Linked DNA regions of Homo sapiens: region 2 is linked to region 1. Evidence: chromatin loops called from intact Hi-C (ENCODE). Cell type or tissue: heart right ventricle. All regions are shown on one strand.

Evidence for each region. Peaks named below come from ENCODE experiments on the same cell type or tissue, not always from the same donor. Only the 100,000 strongest peaks of a DNase experiment are listed, where the experiment ranks them.
Region 2: a loop joins it to region 1, with 1.9 times the contacts of the local background. A loop is called at or near these places in 49 of 110 quality-filtered maps.

Annotation. Positions count from the first base shown.
Region 1 is chr16:57,152,672-57,157,671 of GRCh38, reverse strand. PSME3IP1 (proteasome activator subunit 3 interacting protein 1) reads left to right here. Exons shown (of 7, transcript NM_024946.4): 7 at 3,165-5,000. The coding sequence ends at 3,382. Among named protein-coding and RNA genes, the nearest start is that of PSME3IP1, 31 kb to the left of the region's middle. In heart right ventricle, no CTCF peak of the experiment used is centred here; no DNase peak of the experiment used is centred here.
Region 2 is chr16:57,104,304-57,109,303 of GRCh38, reverse strand. The region is part of intron 1 of CPNE2 (copine 2); the gene reads right to left. Among named protein-coding and RNA genes, the nearest start is that of CPNE2, 14 kb to the right of the region's middle. RefSeq lists an enhancer at 3,343-3,942. In heart right ventricle, no CTCF peak of the experiment used is centred here; a DNase peak (open chromatin) is centred at 2,350.

The DNA.
Region 1 (5,000 bases):
GAGTTTAACCTGGGCAGCATAGTGAGCCTTATGTTCTTAAAAAAAAAAAAGAAAAAAAAGAAAAGGAAAAATTCAAAAGGGACAAAAGAATGTGGAGTAAAAAGTAAGTCTCCCCCATTTTCCAGCCACTCATTTCCTTTCCCCTGAGCAGCCTCTGCTACCAGTTTTTATTTATTGTTCTCAGACACTGACATGCATCTACATGGGCATGGCCACTTTGCCCCAGATTGTAACTTTCACACACTGTCCTGCTCCTTGCCTTTTTCATTTAGCACAATATCTTGGGGATCATTCAATAACAGTACACACAGAGATGCTTTCTTCTTCTTCTTCTTCTTCTTTTTTTTTTTTTTTTTTTGGAGATAGGTTCTCGCTCTGTCACCCAGTTTGGAGTTCTGTGGTGCGATCATGGCTCACTGCAGCCTCAGCTTCGCCAGTTCAAGTGGTCCTCCTACCTACCTCAGCCTCCTGAGTAGCTGGGACTACAAGTGTGCACCACCACACCCGGCTAATTTTTTAAATTTTTTGTAGAGACAGAGTCTCCCTGTGTTGTTCAGGCTGTTCTCAAACTCCTGGGCTCAAATGATCCTCCTGCCTTGGCCTCCCAAAGTGCTGGGATTACAGGCATGAGCCATTATGCTCAGCTACTTTATTCTTCTTCATGGTTGAATAGTAGTCCATTACTTAACTAGTCATCTATTAATGGACATTTTGGTTGTCAGTACTCTTTTGCTACTATAAACAGTGCTGCAATGAATGTTCTCTTATGAACATCATTTAAGTTCGAAGAACTTTGCCAAATTTCTCTGTACTCCCTGAACAGCAAATGAAGTTTGCTGTTCCTAACATGTTCCCTCCTAATATATTGTTTATCCCGTTATGTTTAAAATTCATCTGTTTCTTTTTCTTTGAGTTGTTCATGTTTTCCATTCACTTTTCTATTTGGTTGTTGGTTGTTTTTTTAACAGATTTGGAAGAACTCTTAGTATCTTAAGGAAATTTGCTTTTATGATAGTACAAGTATTTGCTCCTGCCTTTTTTTTGTAGCCTTGCTCTATCTCTGTAGCCACTGTCGGCTTTCATTTGACTTTTCTCCATCTCCGTGTTTTAACATTGCTTATCTTTGGCAACTTCCTTTTCCCTTCTTAGAGCTTCTTGCACAAACAAGCAAATACATTGATCTCCTGAACTTTGTGTGCGGGCCGTTTGATATCTCTTCTAACTGCTCAGTGGTATTGTTTGCTTACTCCTGGTTTCCTATACTTGGAACTGTGTATTCTTTTCACATTTACTTGAGGTGTCTGGGTAAATGAGGTGTTAGTGCATCTAAGGCAAAACCCTAGAAGGTAGTATGCTTGTCAGCCTGTGGCAACAAAGTATGAACTCCAACCCTTACTCTGCAGTGAGCTCAGGTTATCATTTTCGTATGTTCTCTTTTGATTCACGTTTAGTTTCACATTTTCTGCCCTAAGCAACCTACAACCTTGCCAAGTCATTTGACTTTCCTCATCAGTAAAATGGGGATAATGCCTATACATCAAGTTGTAGTGATTAAATAAGGCCGGAAACATTTCAGGGAAGAATGGAAGGGCTGGAGTAGAGTTCTTAACTTTTCCTTTCATCTTCAAGTCCTGCATTTTCTTTTCTTCCTCCTCCTTCTTTCTTTCTTTGTTTTGTTTGTTTGTTTGTGTGTTTGTTTTTTGAGACAGGGTCTTGCTCTGTTGCCCAGGCTGGAGTACAGTGGTGCCATCATAGCTCACTGTAACCTTGAACTCCTGGGCTCAAGCAATCCTCACATTAGCCTCACAAGTAGCTGGGACCACAGGCATGCACCACTATACCCGACTAGTTTTTTTGTTTTTTTTTGAGGCAGTGTCTTGCTCTGTTGCCCAGGCTGGAGTGCAGTAGCGCGATCTCAACTCACTGCAACCACTGCCTCCTCCTGGATTCAAGCTATTCTCCTCCCTCAGTCTCCCTAGTAACTGGGATTACAGGCACGCGTCACCACACCCAGCTAATTTTTTGTACTTTTAGTAGAGATGGGATTTCACTGTGTTGGCCAGTGAACTCCTGACCTCAAGTGATCCACCCACCTTGGGTGGTCTTGACCTCCTGACCTCAAGTGATCCACCCAACTTGGCCTCCCAAAGTGTGGGATTACAGGCATGAGCCACCTCACTTGGCACTGTCTAATTTTTCAAAACATTTTCTCGTAGAGATAGGGCCTCACTATGTTTCCCAGGCTGGTCTTAAACTCCTGACCTCAAGTGGTCCTCCTATCTCAGCCTCCCAAAGTGCCAGGATTATACGCATAAGCCACCATGCCCAGCCAAGCCCTGCATTGTCTAGATTGAGGTCTTTGTCATTGAGGTGGCAGAGTAACTGTGGGTTTCCTGTAAGAAAAAGAGTCCCAGCTCCTAGATGACATTCTGCATGGCCTTAAAATGTTACCTGACAGGCTTCAGTTTTCTCATTTGTAAAAGAACACAACTGGAAAGCAAAGGTTGTGTTAAATTGGTTTCTGAATTGCTCCTCTCTCCCACTTGGGAAAAGCGGCCCTTCTTAATAAAGAACGTTATTCTGGTGAGTCCTTCTGAGCCTATTCTAGTCCAGGGGGCTACCCGATTTTTTAAAATGTTTAAAAAGAAAAGAATGTTATTTTGTAGCTGATGTTTGGCCTTAAAATTGTATCTGTGCTAGCTGGCTTATTGGTCAGTAAATAAGAAATGGTGTAATACGCTGAGAACTTAATGGAATTGTTAATATTGCTCACAGTGTCTCTCTTAATCTGTTTTCAGATTCTCACGGCTGTGTGAGCACAGGGAAATCAAAGCACTCTAGGCTACACTCCAGAGTAGCTTGTTCTCCAACTCGGATTTGATGGGGAACAAGAGAGTGTAGTCAGGCTCTGGGGTTAAAAAGACCTTGATTCAAGTCTCAGCTCTGCCCCTTTACTTTCAGAAGTCCTTTCACCTCCTGGAGCCTCCCTTCCTCCTTCAGTTTCCCCATCTCTAAAACGAGGGTGATGATAGTATTGGCTGCATAGCATTGTTCTAAGGCTCCTCTGTGGGAAAATCCCTTGGTACAGTGCCTGGCACATGGTAAGTCAGTCCCCAACTTTGGAAAAGGGTGATGAAGTGACAGTCTTTCCCCTTTTATTGCAGAGCCCTCATCCTGCAAGTCTCTCGGAAACACCTCCCTGAGTGGCCCCTCCATCCACTGCCCCTCTGCTGCAGTATGTATCGGCATCCTCCCAGGCCTGGGTGCCTACTCTGGGAGCAGCGACTCCGAGTCCAGCTCAGACAGCGAAGGCACCATCAATGCCACCGGAAAGATTGTCTCCTCCATCTTCCGAACCAACACCTTCCTCGAGGCCCCCTAGTTTCTCCGTCCCTACACAGGGAGCTCCTCCCCAAGGGTAGATCGGACCGTTCATGCTGCCTATAGGCATTATGTCCCTCAAAAAAAAACTCCTTTGCCTGCATCCTGTGTACAACATGACATTTTTAACCAATCCAATCTAAAAATGTGCCAGAATCCACCTGTGGCCCGAATCGTGTTTGGTTCCTCTTTCTACTCCACTGCAGATGACCAAACCTGTCCCGCTGCCACTTTCCTCACTGATATTGGGAGGAGGGCAAGGCCCAGCCGAAGTTCCACTAAAAATGCCCCAGGAGAATAGGCACCGGCTGGCTTGCCAAAGGGTTTGGGTTTTATTGCTTTCTGTTTTTTCTTTTCCCGACAGCACAAAGAAGTAAGGGCAGTTATTGGACAGGTGTTATTTAAACATTCTATTGTAAATGAATGTGTTGTTTGGTTCTACTGCATTGTGGAGCATGCGGGGGAAGAGAACTGACCCAGGTAGTGAAATGGAGCCCTTCCCTGGAACTAACCAGTCCTTGATGTTGTGTGACTAAGTAAAGATGATAAACCCCATCTGCTGGGGGTGTCACTTCACACTCGGCATGCATTGTGAAAGCTTTCCATACCCTTGGCCATTCCCTCTCTCCTCTCTCTCCAACCCCATTTATGCAGGAAGGGACTGCTAACAAGAACGCTTCCATCTCAAACCTTTTCTCTGCCTGGGAAATTATTTTATGTTTGTTTTTGAAATAAAGGATTTAGTTTAAGATTCTAAATTTTAGAGAAACAAACGTAGGCCTTGTTTACTAATAGCCAGACATCAGAACTGCAGGTAGGTATGTTAATGAGATGACTTATTTCTGGCAGCTCCTGGAATCCTAATATTGTAAATGAGTGGGACACACTTGCATATTGTGACCATTCTATTGAGGCCCTTCTCTGTTTAATGCATATTATACTTGTGCTTTTAACTGTGGAATCTATTTCTAACCTAAAGGTGCTGCCCTAGTACTTTTCTTTGCTGCCTCTGCTGCTCTTTTTCCTTTCCAAACAGCAACTCTGAGGCCATGAGCAGCCAAAAACTAGAGGTACTGCTCCACCTCGTCTCATAAAGGGAAACGGGCTCATCCCTTGGATTCTGGAGGAGGGAGAGGGAGATGGTGTGGAGGCCTCGAGGACAGAGATAGACATGAGCTTTGACAACAATCTGTAGGCTCTCCTGCTTTAGAATAAGCATGTACCATTCTTTATCCATTCCCCTTATTCCTACATCAATTGTTTTTACTTTCTTGGGTGTGAGACTGAGTGAGACACACACAAAATGTGTTGACACTGTGATGCCGGCAGGCAGAGCAGCTACTGACTTTGAACATGGGCAGAGAGGCCCCTGGATCTCATCCAGCCCACTCCTTTTCCCCTTCCAGTACAGTGACACTCTGGTGCCCATTGGCAGATGGCGACTTCCCTGCACCCATAACTGATGCTTTGTGAATTCTTCCTCCTTTTCAGAACTACTCTGTGCTAATTGTTCTGCCAGTATGGGCGCATCAGCTCCATCCTGACAAACAAGACATTTAGGTAAAACTTTGTAGGCACCTTCTGCTTCTCTGCTTCATTGTTCCTGTGATAGTCCTGTT
Region 2 (5,000 bases), 48 kb after region 1:
AGGTTTCACCACATTGACCAGGCTGGTCTCAAACTCCCGACCTCAGGTGATCCACCCACCTGGGTCTCCCAAATGTGCTGGGATTACAGGCATGAGCCACCGCGCCTGGCTATTCCTTTACTTTCTTAATAAATTTGCTTTCACTTTATGGACTCGTCCTGAATTTCTTCTTGCACAAGATCCAAGAACCCTCTCTTGGGGTCTGGATCGGGACCCCTTTCCTGTAACAGTAACATTAAAAATTCACCCTTGTTCATTGTCTATCACCTTCACCCTGTATCTCTAGCTCATACACAATGACTGGTGCACAGGAAGCATCCAGTATATACTTGCTGAATGAAAAAAGGATGAGTGTATAAATGAATGAATGGACAAACCCTCCATATGCCTCAGATCCTGCCAGCATTGGTCCTTATCTTCAACACACAATTTACCCTTTCACTCATATACAATTTCCCAAAATTCTGTGCCCTGGGCCTCAAGTATCTTCCTCCAGTCAAGGTTAATTACTGACATGTGATCAGTCGAAGGACTTCTGTTTTCCTTTGAGTGCAAGGTGTGAGTGAGACTGGAGCAACCCATCTCAAGGGGTGGAGGGGGACCTAGGTCACACCCATCACAGGCCCAGCAGACAAGTCCTCTGGCTTTCTCTGCCTCAGTTTCCCATCTGCCCATGAGACATCAGGACACAGCCCTTTGAGCCTCCTGTGGTCAGGTCTCATTTCCACTGGCATGTGTGCATTTAACACTGGCCCTGTCATCCCAGTGGTTGAACCTAGCCCCTAAACACCTACCCAACAATGGCCAGGTTCCAACTCCCTAATACTTTGTCCTCCTGAGGCTAAGTGGTTTACTGACCCTGAACTTCTCCAGTGGAGGGAAGTAAGTGGGGGTGGTGGGTGGGCCCCCTCTGGGAACACAAATCCAAGTCACTGTGCTTGTGAGCACTAATTGAGCATGTCACCTGAACAATGTCACTAATCCTCACTCAGTCTTACGAGGCAAGTATAGTAATATAATTTTCCAGAGGAGGAAACTGAGGCTTTCATTCACTCTAGAGGGTGTACTGAGCATCTATTAGGTCCCAAGAACTGTCCCAGTGCTGGGAATGCTACAGTAAGAAGACTGCTCTCGGCTGGGCATGGTGGGCTCATGCCTGTAATCCCAGCACTTTGGGAGGCCCAGGCAGGTGGATCACTTGAAGTCAGGAGTTCAAGACCAGCCTGGCCAACATGGTGAAACCCCATCTCTACTAAAAGTACAAAAATTAGCCAGCATGGTGGCGTGCACCTGTAGTCCCAGCTACTCGGGAGACTGAGGCAGGAGAATTGCTTGAACCCAGGAGGTGGAGATTGCTGTGAGCTGAGATCGCGCCACTGCACTCCAGCCTGGGCAACAGAGCAAGACACTGTCTCAAAAAAAAAAAAAAAAAAAAAAAGATTGCTCTGTCTTAGCCCGTGCAGGGCTCACAGTCCAGTCTGGCAGGAACACAATGAGGGAGCAGGGAGAGTGGCCAGGACCTGCAGGAGCTGTGGGCTCTGATAGGGTGTCTGAGTTTCATTCTGAGAGCAATGGGAAGTCTTAGAAGCAGAGAACTGACATTATCTGATTTGCGTTTTTAAAAGCTTACTTGGCCCCTTGTGGGGAGAAGGGGTTGTCAAGCTAAGGAGAAGTAGCAGAGAGACCAGTGAGGAGGCAGCTGCTGTCCTCCAGGCAGGAAGGATCGAGCCACCATCACTATGCTGGGTCCACTCCTCCTCTCTTTCACCCAGGCCACGGTGCACTCTGGAGCGCCAGCCTCTTGCTGGGCAGATGCAGTCCCCTGCAAGCCCCGGTCTGCAGGAGGCCAGGGTGAGAGTGGGGCTGGCAGCGGAGACCTCCCAGCTTCCCCTCCAGATCCAGTGTTCCCCGGACATGCCTGGCAGGGGAAAAATCTGGACAACGATGAAGCTGGTCCTCAGCCCCCTCCCTCCCAGCCTTTGTTCCTAGAACCTTGTTATAATCACACGAGCTCAGAGCATCAGGACAGCACTACAATTTGCCTGCAGGATTTATTCTTGTGTAAAAATCAGTTTCCACTGGAGGAGCTGGTGAACTGCGTTCACTCTTACTGTGTGCAGCTGGGCAGCTGTGCCAAGTTGGGGTGGGGTGGGGAAGGGGGCAGACAGGGATGTCCAAAGTCTTGCTGTGTGGCTGAGAGCGCCTTCCCATGCCTGCAGGACAATTGCCCCCATTTTAGAGATGAGGAAACTGAGGCCCAGAGAGTAAAAGTCACTTGCTTGAGGTTACAGGGCCAGGAAAAGGCAGAGACAGGATGTGAATCAGGTCTCCCAGGCCAATGCTTGGCCTTTTGCCAGGGTGGGGAGATTGCTGAACATTGTGGGACCTAGGCAGGGACAGCCAGGACATCAGCCAGGCCAGGGGAGCCTGAGGCTAAGCGGGCAGGTTGTGATCAGGGCTGGGGAAGCCAAGGGCATTCCCCCATTTGAACACACACCCAGGATGGGCCCCAGAGTATCCAAGTTCACCAGTTCCTCTGGGTCACCCAGTCCACACCCCTGCATCTCCCACCATTGCTGGCGAGGTGGATTCTAGCTCACCTACCCCCTCCTCACTTCACAGGCCCCCTCTGTGACATGTTAGATGCCACCTGGGCCACCATCTCCTGCTGCCAAATCAGACACTTCTCTTCTCATCCTGAGGGTGTCAGGCACACACGCCCAGATTCACCTGCTTCCTTGTCCATTTACACACGTGTGGTCACATATACACACATACACATACGCACCCAGACTGACAAATACAATGACAGATGCTCATATGAACACTCTGGGGTCACCTCCTTCTGTCCCCATCACTACCCTACCCCCGCCCCTCTGCCTCATCCAAGCCCCATTATCTTGCCTTGGTTACTATACCAGCCTCCTGCCTTTCCCTCCCTCCAGCCTGACTGAGGGCGTGGGCAGGAGGGACAGGTCACAGGGGCAGGGGGCGGTGGCTGGGCCAGGAGCCCCCAGCTCACTGCAACTCCACCTGGATCGGCTCAGGCCCTGGCTAGAGTGAGCAATGGGTGGGTGGGAAGGGAACTCCTCCCCGAGCCAGGGGCAGGTCCTCCCATCTCCAACTCACCCTCTGGCTGGAAGCTTCTGGATCCCCGAAACGGGGAGCACATGATGTCTGGAGTTGGGGCAGGCGGGGGGAAGAGTGGGTCCCTCTGCGCCAGCCCAGCAGCAGCCAGGCGTACTGGACCCTGAGGCCTGACGCAATGGAAAAAGAAACTACAGCTTAGGCTGGGCCAGGGGCCCCCTCCCCTCCTACCCCAGCAGGAGGGCAGGCAGGCAAGGTGTCATTAAGGGAGGGCTGGGCCTGCCATGCGCATCTGGGCACGATGGAAACACCTCTGGGGCAGCCCCCACCCCATAGGTAATTTGAGGTTTCAGGCTGGGGGATGGGATGGGGAGCCAGGGCCTGCTTAAAGCATGGTCCTGACTCCTGGCACAGATGGGCACAGCCCTTCTGGGGTGACCAGACCCCCCAGGCAAGGAGCTTGGAGAGGGGTTTATGAAACTAGTGGTCTCTTTTACAGATGGGTCAACTGAGGCAAAGAGAGGACAGGACTTGGGAATTCCCAGGCACTGATTCATTGGTTCATTCAACAAATACTCCCTGAGCACCCCGGGGCTATGCAGTTAATAAAACACACAGGAGCCAGTGGTGGCTCACACCTGTAATCTCAGCACTTTGGGAGGCTGAGGTGGAAGAATGGCTTGGGCCCAGGAGTTTGGGGCTGCGGTGAGCTGTGATTGTGCCACTGCACTCCAACCTGGGCGATAGAGCAAAACCCTGTCTTAAAAGTTAAAAAAAAAAAAAAAACCGGACACATAGGATTCAGCCCTCACAGGGTCCACTGACCCCAGCGAGGAGGCATCTTGCCCTTAGGCAGGACAGGCTTGGACATTGGTGCTGAGCCACAGGCCTAGAACATCACGGTTTTAGCCAGAAAACTAGGAATTCATCGTCCTTAATCTCCTTTTATCTTCACCTCCTATATGCCACCAGTGCTGCTGATTTCACCTTCAAGCTGCATTCAGCATCCGTCCTCTCCCCACTTCCACTATGTCAGCCCAGCCAGGCTCCCATCATCTCGTGCCCAGACACACCCTGACCCATAACAGGAATCTCTGATGCAAGCTCAGCTGCACTCTCTTTTCCACACCAGAGCCAGAGGGAGTCTTTAAACCTAGAAGTCAGATGCCACCATGGCTCTACCTGAAAGTCTTCCTGTGACCTCCTCATCCAGGTCACACAAACCCCAAATCGTGCCCAGGATGACAGGACCCTGCCTGACCTGTCCCCACTTCCTGCCACCCTCCCCCTCGCTTGCTTCCTTTGGCCCAGCTGCACTGGCCTCCCTTTGCTGTCAGGCTCTCTCCTGCCTCAGGGCCTTAGCACTTGCTGTTCCTTTTTCCAGGAATGCCTTTCTTCACAGGAAAGGTCTTACTTGTCAGCTTAATATCACATCCTCAGAGGCCTTCCCTGATCACCCAGGCTGATGTAATCTGTCTCCGCTCCATGCTGCTTCCTTCACAGATCACTGCAATGTACAATCGTTTTACATATCTGTCTATGTACCTGTGTCTGTCTGCCCCGTCCCTCAGGAGGACATCATCACTGTTTCCCCAGCACCTATGGCCGTATCTGCATATGTGAGCACCTAATCAATGAGGAAGGTGGGGGCTCGTCAGGCAGGCTCCATCATCAGCAGCCCCAGAGCAATCATAGCCACCTCCCCCTGCACACATCACTTGAGAGAATCACAGGCAGCTTCTCAAACCCTAGGGTCTGAGAGGCCAGCAGGAGAGGGACTGTGTCCTACTTCACAGGGGTGGAAACTGAGGCCCAACAAGAGGCAGTGGTTTTTTTAAGCCAGGGAAGGATGGTGACTAGGCCCAGAGCCAAGGCTGCCATCACTCCATCCTTCCCACTTTGGCTCTGCCATT